Regions from separate parts of the Homo sapiens genome. Here all the other regions are linked to region 2. A link is a contact called in ENCODE Hi-C or POLR2A ChIA-PET data. All regions are on one chromosome and are shown on one strand. Each heading gives the region's core, a stretch centred on a gene start or an enhancer-like site at or near the end of the contact. The rest is flanking DNA. Distances are from core to core; before and after follow the strand shown.

Region 1 (2,700 bases), core at 61-2,560, 600 kb before region 2:
AGCTAAGAACAGGAGAAATGACTGATGACACCTTTCTTTTAACTGAAACCACTTAATTGCTCACCTTATCTATATGAGTGATAAGTAGGCAAGTTCAGACTTTGCAGCAGCCTGAAGCAGAAATTTTCAAAGTGTAGTCCAGGGAGCCCTGCCAGGGTTGGAAGAAGGGGTCCCCAAGATACTTTCAGGTGATCTGTGAGGACAAAATTATTTTCATTGTTTTTTTATTTTACTTTAAGTTCTGGGATACACGTGCAGAATGTGCAGGTTTGTTACACAGGTATACATGTGCCATAGTGGTTTGCTGCACCTGTTATTTTCATATTAATGCTAATGTGTGATTTGTCTTCTTCACTCTCATTCTCTCACGAGTCTACAGTGGAGGTTTTCAGAAGCTGTAAGATGTGTTCCATCACAACGGAGTGAATACAGCAGCAGCTATGAGAGTCCAGCTGTTTTCTATTAAGCCAGACACTAAAGGGATCTGCAGAACTGTAAGCCAATGCCATTCATACTAAATTTTGGGTTTGGAAGATTCGGTTCTTTCTTATTTCAAAAATATTATTTATGTTACTTGTTTGTTACTGTTATTTTTAATAAATAAATATTTTAAACTTTCATCCATTTTAATTAACCCTCATAAACTAAAGCTCCTTGAAGTCCTTGATAATTTTTAAGAGTTTAAAGGGACCCAGGACCAAACATTTGAGAACTGCTGCCCTACAATAATGCCAAGAGGACTTGAGATGGAACCAGGAGAAACTCAAAATTTTGGTGCCAGAAAAAAACCTCAGCAATTCATTGATCTCCTGTTTTAGATGGAAAAACTGAGGCCCAGACAGAGAAAGGGACAGGAAGAAGGGACACAGCAGGGGCAGGGGTTTGAAGCCTTGTAAATTCTCTGACCCACAGGCTATGCAGCCAGGGATTAAACCATATTCCCAAGCCAGAGAGAAAGGACTGTGGGATTCTCTTCCCCATGGGGCAGCAGGGCATGCAGGGTGGAGAAAGCCAAGGCCATTTCACCTCAAGTTCCAGACCGCCTTGGCAGGGGACTGCCCACAGCAGATGAGACTATATCCCCCTCCATCGGCCCCACCACTCTTTTACTGGTTGGCCCCCAAACTGATTCCCTGAACTGAGATCCCCACATGGCAGCACCCTGCCCTCTCCCATACCCCCAGGGCTCTCCCGAACACCAGTACACCACCCCATGGGAAAAGGAACTGGGGGTAAGAGGAGGGGGAGGGGCTGGGGCAAACCAGGTGCACAAACAGAGAGGGTGGGGGTTCAGCGGCGTTGGCTCTCACGGGGGCTCTCGCTCACTGAATCAAAGTGAAACTTGGGGACCCAGGAGCGAGGAGGAACCGAAACCTGAGCCCCCACCCGTGGGACAGGCCCTGGGCACTAGGGAAAGGCCCCAGGAGCCCCTCCAATTGGCCACCTGGCCTCAGATGCCCTGCGTTACCACAGAGGCCTCCAGCAGTTGTCTATCTGGGTCTCAGCTGAGGTGCCCACAGCTACAAGATCAGGACAGAGATCACAGGGGAGAGTGGCCCGCCAGGCAGGGAGATGGAAACCAGGTCCTCACCATCTCTGCCACTAACTGCCCCCTGCATACCCTTGGGCCAAGCCTGCGCCCTCTGTGCCTGGACTACCCTACCTGCAGGGTATAGAGCACATGACCTGCCAAGGAGTGTGGCTGCTTGGCCACTGCCCTAAGTTCTTGCCTCCGCTACCCTACCCACCTCTGGCCTGTAAGCCTGACTACCCACTTCCCTGACCACACACATACACGCACGCACACTCGGCCCCACCGGCCAGTTCCAGGATCTGCCTCCCATTAGCTTCAGCTGCCACAGGCAGAGACTGAGCCAAACTGGTTTCTTTAGAGTTCATGCTAAGACTCCAGAAGCTCAAAGACCTTCAGGCCAAGGAAAACAGAGCACAAGTGCCGAGAGCAACTTGAGCGGGGAGCGCATGAGAACTCGGGCCCAGCAGCCCCAGATGACTGTTGCCTTGTGGGTTGCCAGGCTGCCAGCTGCCCCAGGGTTGCCAGATCTGATTTTTCTTCCCCAAAGAAGCCAGGCATCCATCCATACATGAAATTTCCTGATTTTGCAATGTTGGTAACTAATTCAAAATCATCATCAATACAGGGCAAGCCAAGGAAAGCATGGCTACCAGGCTGCCAATTCCCCCCTGGGTTCTACGTGATGCCCCCACCACGACCACACCCCAGCAGAACCTTGGTCCTGACTCCTTCCTAGACAAAAAGAGAACTCAGGTAACAACCCACCTCTCTACATGAGGGGACATGTAGACACCTCTCTACATCCAGGGGACAGCACACAGAGGGCCAGGGAGGGGACCTGCCCTTGGAAAGCCCCAGCAGAGGCCAAGACAAAATGGTGGTAACCTCCTTCCTGCCCCCAAAGCCACACTGGGAAAAGGAGATGGAGAGGCTGCCTGTTCACCCATACTCCACACTGGACCCTAAAGAATCCTTGGGTCTCAGCCAGTTGTGAAGGACCAATGACCCAACACTGGAAATCCCCACAGGGGAGTGGGCTGGTTCCAGAAAGCCAGGCCAGGTCCAGGCTCAAGGACAGCATTCCAGGTGGCAGGCCCTGAGTGGGCAATGGCCTGGAGACGGGAAGCTGAGCCAACACACAGGGACTGGAGGCACAGGAGGAATGA
Region 2 (2,700 bases), core at 176-2,675:
CTTAGGCCCTGCCTCCCTCAAAGGTCCACTGTCAAGACTATATAATGGGAGTAACTTCCTGTCAATTTTAAGATATAGAAAAAAAAACCTCAAATATTTGCATTAATCCTATAGACTCATATTCTTTTTTCCCATTTTTTTCCAAAAAACTAATGACTCACTTCACCCTCTATACAAAGAAACAGAAATGAAGCAAAACTTTTTGGATTTCAAAGGTCAGCACTTTTGAAAGGGAAGGAACCCGGCCGCTGGTTCACGCCTGTAATCCCAGCACTTTGGGAGGCTGAGGCAGGTGGATCACCTGAGGTCAGGAGTTCGAGACCGGCCTGGCCAACATGGTTAAACACCCATCTCTACTAAAAATACAAAAATTAGCCGGGCGTGGTGGCGCGCGCCTGTAATCTCAGCTACTTGGGAGGCTGAGGTGGGAGAATGGCTTGAACTCGGGAGGCAGAGGTTGCAGTGAGCCAAGACTGCGCCACTGCACTCCAGCCTGGGCAACAGGGCGTGACTGTGTATCGAGGAAAAAAAAAAAAAAGAAAAGAAAAGAAAGGGAAGGAACCTGGTACTGAGTTAAGAGTTCTGGATTTTAGGTCAAGATCATTCACTGAATCGCTGAGTGACCTTTGGCCAGCCTTCCCAAGAAGGCTGTTTCTTCCTTCTAGAACTATGGTTCTGTTTCTCTGTTTCTCTGTCTGCAAAAACGAGGGAGTTCCTCTAGGGATAATTACTTGAGCTCTTTCAGCTCAAACATTCTTTTTTTTGAGATGGAGTCTTGCTCTGTCACTCAAGCTGGAGTGCAGTGTCGCGATCTCGGCTCACTGCAACCTCCGCCTCCTGGATTCAAGCAATCCTCCCACCTTAGCCTCCCGAGGAGCTGGGATTACAGGCGCCCGCCACCACGAACTCCTGACCCCAAATGATCCGCCCGCCTCGGCTTCACAAAGTGCTGGGTGGGATTACAGGTGTGAGCCAACGCGCCCGGCAGCTCAAACATTCTTCAAGCTGGGAGAACCAGGATGATTAAACACGCGCGCCGGCCACCACGTGCACTTCAGTGCCCGGACCCTGACCCGCAGACCTCAAACCGCGCATATGCCCGTCGCCTTCAACGCGCACCCTCCTTGCTCCCCGCTACCGTTCAGCTCAGTTCGAAGGCCCCGATGACCCCTTAGAGTTAAGGGGTGCCCGTCGGTGAGCTCCCCGCTGGTCTCACAGTCACAGCCCGGGAGACACTCACTGACTCGCAGGAGGGCCACGTAGATGAGAAAGTTCCGTATGGAGGAGATCACATCCTCGCGCATCTTCCGTTTCATCTCCTCCGGGTCCAGCTTCGGCGCGAGGCCCTCAATCCGGAACATCGCGGCTCTGACTTAGCAGCTTCCAGCCGCCGCGCTCTGCTCTCCACGGTGGCCGCCTCGCGCCCGGAACTCGGCCTATCCTCACTTCCTGTTCCCGCCCTCTCGTTGCCACACTCGACGATGGATGCCTGCACGGGACAATCCACGTCCTGACCCAGCTGATCTGAAGTGCGGTGTGAAGCGGGCGGCCGCAAGCTCAGCAACGCAGGCTCTGGTTTCTCCACGCTGTCTTTAATAACATCTGTCATACAAAAATCAGCCCGGCTCGGTGGCGCGTGCTTACAATCCCAGCTACTCGGGAGGCTGAGGCAGGAAAATCGCTTGAACCCAGGAGGGGGATGTTGCAGTTAGCCGAGATCGCGCCACTGCGCTCCAGCCTGGGCGACAGAGCGAGCGAGACTCCGTCTCAAAATAATAATAATAATAATAATAATAACAACAACAATAACATCTATCTTGAGCCTGGAGCGCTGCGCTGTAAAGTGCTTTTACGCGCTGGAGGGGGCTGTGCACATAGGTACCACTGTAAACAGTGATAACTAACATTTATTGAATATTCAATATAATTGTCCCCCGTGAATTCGATATTATAATCTTCGTTTCCTAGATTAGACAATTGAAGCACAGAGATCTTTAAAACATCTTGCCCAAATGTGCTTTAATTTTTATTTATTTTTTTATTGCTAATTGTGGTGGTTGAGACTGTTCTGGAACTCCTGGGTTCCAGGATCCAAGCGATCCTCCCGCCTCGGCCTCCCAAAGTGCTGGGATTACAGGCGTGAGCTATCGCGCCTGGCCCCCAAATGTGCTTAAAAATACCTCAGAGGGGGAAAAAAGTATTGAGAGAGATAAGTGATGTCAGCAAAATATTAAAAACTGCTGGTGACTAGTACTTCATTTTAGTTAATTATTCTAGTCTTTCTTGAGTATGTTTGAAACTTTACATAAGTTAAAACAAAGAGACAAAGATGAAACTTTTTTTTTTTTTTTTTTTTTTTTGGAGACAGAGTCTCGCTCTGCCGCCCAGGCTGGAGTGCAGTGGCGCAATTTCAGCTCACTGCAACCGCTGCTTCCCAGGTTCAAGTGATTCTCCTGCCTCAGCCTCCTGAGTAGCTGGGATTACGGTTGCGCAGCACCACGCCTGGCTAAATTTTGTATTTTTTGTAGAGACGCGGTTTCACCATGTTGGCCAGGCTGGTCTTGGAAACTCCTGATCTCAGGTGATCTGCCCACCTCGGCCCCCAAAAGTGCCGTGATTACAGGCATGAGCCACCGCACCTGGCCTTTTTACAGATTATTGAAGCACAGAGGTCTTTAAAATACTGTTAGCCAAGTAACA
Region 3 (2,700 bases), core at 179-2,678, 520 kb before region 2:
TCGCACACTTGTGATGCTTTTGCTTATCCTGTTCCTTTGCCAGAAGATCCCCCTGCTTCTCTACCTAGCAAACTCTCATTCATTCTTTTAATTTTGTCTTTTAATTTTATATTTTGACATAATTTCACATTTGGAGAAAAATTGCAAAATCTGTACAAAGAATCCTCATATACCTTTACGCAGATCCCCAAAATGTTAACTTTTTACCACACTCCTCTGTCTCTCTCTCCCTCTAGCTCCCAGAATTTTTTTTCTGAGCCACTTAAGCATCAGTTTCAGACATGATGCCCCTTTACTCCAGGTAGTTCAGTGTGCTCGACCTGAAAAATAAAACCAAGACATTCTCTTACATAACCACAATGTAAATATAAAAATTGGGGAAATAATGTTAATGCAGTACTGTCCTCTAACCTAGATCTGGATGTTGCCAATTGTTCCTTTAATGCGGTACAGTTCCTCGGTCTTTCTTTGCATTTCCTGCCACTGACAGTTTTGAAGAGATAAGTCCAGTATTTTTAGAGTGTACCTCATGGTTATATTCAAGTTACGCACTTTTGATGTGAATGCCATAGAAGTAATGTGCTGTTTTTCTCAATGAATCACATCTCACTTTTTAAAGTGAAAGTCATTCTTCAATCTCCTCCATTCCTACTCCCCTCCTAAGAGGTAAATAACCACTGTTAACGATTGGTATTCATCTAGTATTTTGTCTATGCACTTATATACACACATATCTATACACAGGCACACTTGTACCCTTTAAAAACATAATAAAATGAGAACACTATATCCTTACTGCTCTGCAATTTACCTTTTTTCATTTAAGTGTACGTCTTTGGCAATCTTTCCATGTCAGTGCATGCAGATTCCCTTTATTCTTTTAAAAATGGCATATATATATGTATATATATGCCACATATGTGTATATATATATACACACACATATATATACATATATATACATATATATACATATGCCACATATGTGTGTGCATATATATATATATATATATATATATATACACATATATATATATATATATTTTTTTTTTTCCCCTAGAGACTGCCTCTGGCTATGTTGCCCAGGCTTGTCTCAAACTCCTGGGCTCAGGCAATCTGCCCTCCTCAGCCTCCCAAAGTGTTAGGATTACAGGTGTGAGCCACTGTGCCCAGCCAAACGTGGCATAATATTTTTAAATGGTATAAATGTGTTCTTGTTTAGTTTGTTCCCTACTAATGAATATTTCCATTTTTTCTATCACAATGTTTGTACACACATTTAAGAACATACCTCATTTATAATTGTGATAGATGCTATTAAATAGCTCTCCTAACACACTTTTCCAGTTTGTATTCTCATCTACTGTGCATGAGATAATTTGCATTTTTCTGACTGTTAGTGATGCAGAGCACCTATTCACGGCCTTTGGGTTTCCTGTTCTGTGAATTGCCTGTTAGTGGTCTTTGCTGTGAGAATGCTGAATTGTCCGTCTTTGTCTGACTACTTATTTCTCCAGGCCTCACTCATTTCTGTTCCTCTGCAGAGGCTTCTCCACGTCCCCTAATCAGCCACTACCCCCTCCTCTGCTGTCCCACAACACTGTTCACACCGTGCCCAGGCCTTCATTTACCAACCATTCCATAAAAAATCTACTCATTCCAAAAGTGTCCACTGTGAGCCTTCTCTGTGCTTGGCCTTGGGCTAGGTGCTGGGTGGAGAGACATGAGCCAGTCATCATAGACTCCATGCTAAAGTTCAGTTTTGATATGCAGCTTTGAGCATAGAAAAGAGCATGAGTTTTAGATCTAGACATAACTTGAGTTGAATTCCAGCTTCACCACTTCCCAGCTGTGTAATTCAGAGCAAGTCACTTGATTACTCCAAGTCTCCATTTCCATACTAGTGAGGTGAGGCTAATCCCTCCCTAAGAGAGTCACTTGAAGCTGGACAAGAGACAATATATCTGAAGTGGTTAGCAAGGGCCTGTTACACAGTAGGCTTGCAGTAAATGAATGGTAGTTGAAAGGCAACTGTTAAGAGGTCAAAATCAGTTAGTTCTCAGAGGTTCTAGGAGCCACCAATAAACTGGAAAATAAAAAGGAAGGAGGTAGCTCCTCTCTTTGCAATGCAAAGGATATGGATGAGTGCCGCTTGCCCAGATCCTGCTACAGAATATCTTTCCTGCTCTCTGCAGCAGATTTCTGCTTTGTCCTGGCCCCTCATCCCAATTCAGCTGCGCATTGTTGTCCTACTACCACTGCCGTGGGAAGAACAGGTGCTTCCCTTCTCAAATAAATGTTGGTCTCTTTAGAAAATACTCTGTAAGAAAGACTTCAGGATATTTGTGCATGCTGTCACCCATGATTTCAAGAAGTAGGGGCTGGGCACTGTGGTTCACACTGAGGCGGGAGGACTGCTTGAGACAGGAATTCAAGACCAGCCTGGTTAACACGGCGAGATCCCATCTCTACAAAATGTTTATAGTTTTAAATTAGCCAGGTGCAGTGTGGTGATGCACGCCTGTAGTCCCAGCTTCCTGGGAGGCTCAGGTGGGAAGATCTCTTGAGCCCAGGAGGTTGAGGTGCCAGTGAGCTGTGTTTACACCACTGCACTCCAGCCTGAGTGACAGAGTGAGATACTGTGTCGAAAAAAAAAAAAAAAAGAAAAGAAAAGAAAAGAAAAAAAGGAGAAATGGGGAG

Evidence for each region. A loop is a pair of places that touch in the nucleus more often than their neighbours do. ChIA-PET counts read pairs that join two places held with the same protein, here RNA polymerase II (POLR2A). Pooled maps may share reads with other maps.
Region 1: a loop to region 2 is called in a map of B cell, with 3 times the contacts of the local background. The contact joins the enhancer-like site here to the promoter of TOMM5 in region 2. A Hi-C loop is called at or near these places in 1 of 168 maps with a recorded cell type or tissue (B cell), 2 of 37 single-sample maps with no recorded cell type and 9 of 50 pooled maps.
Region 3: a loop to region 2 is called in a map of CD8-positive, alpha-beta T cell, with 12 times the contacts of the local background. The contact joins the enhancer-like site here to the promoter of TOMM5 in region 2. A Hi-C loop is called at or near these places in 5 of 168 maps with a recorded cell type or tissue (CD4-positive, alpha-beta memory T cell, CD8-positive, alpha-beta T cell, naive thymus-derived CD4-positive, alpha-beta T cell and 1 more) and 12 of 50 pooled maps. POLR2A ChIA-PET finds 5 or more read pairs at or near these places in 5 of 52 experiments (BJ, GM10248, activated CD4-positive, alpha-beta T cell and 2 more).

The regions. Positions count from the first base shown.
Region 1 is chr9:36,992,706-36,995,405 of GRCh38, forward strand. All of the region lies in intron 5 of PAX5 (paired box 5), which reads right to left. Among named protein-coding and RNA genes, the nearest start is that of PAX5, 40 kb to the right of the region's middle. RefSeq lists enhancers at 946-995, 2,306-2,465, 2,496-2,555, 2,606-2,675. Within about 2 kb of position 1,311, at least 4 of the 41 ENCODE cell types and tissues checked have a DNase peak (open chromatin) inside an H3K27ac peak, as active enhancers do; they include B cell, where a contact is called at or near this core.
Region 2 is chr9:37,591,172-37,593,871 of GRCh38, forward strand. TOMM5 (translocase of outer mitochondrial membrane 5) reads right to left here and starts at 1,426. Exons shown (of 2, transcript NM_001001790.3): 1 at 1,241-1,426. The coding sequence starts at 1,361. RefSeq lists an enhancer at 1,023-1,782.
Region 3 is chr9:37,073,548-37,076,247 of GRCh38, forward strand. No RefSeq gene overlaps it. Among named protein-coding and RNA genes, the nearest start is that of PAX5, 41 kb to the left of the region's middle. Within about 2 kb of position 1,429, at least 3 of the 41 ENCODE cell types and tissues checked have a DNase peak (open chromatin) inside an H3K27ac peak, as active enhancers do.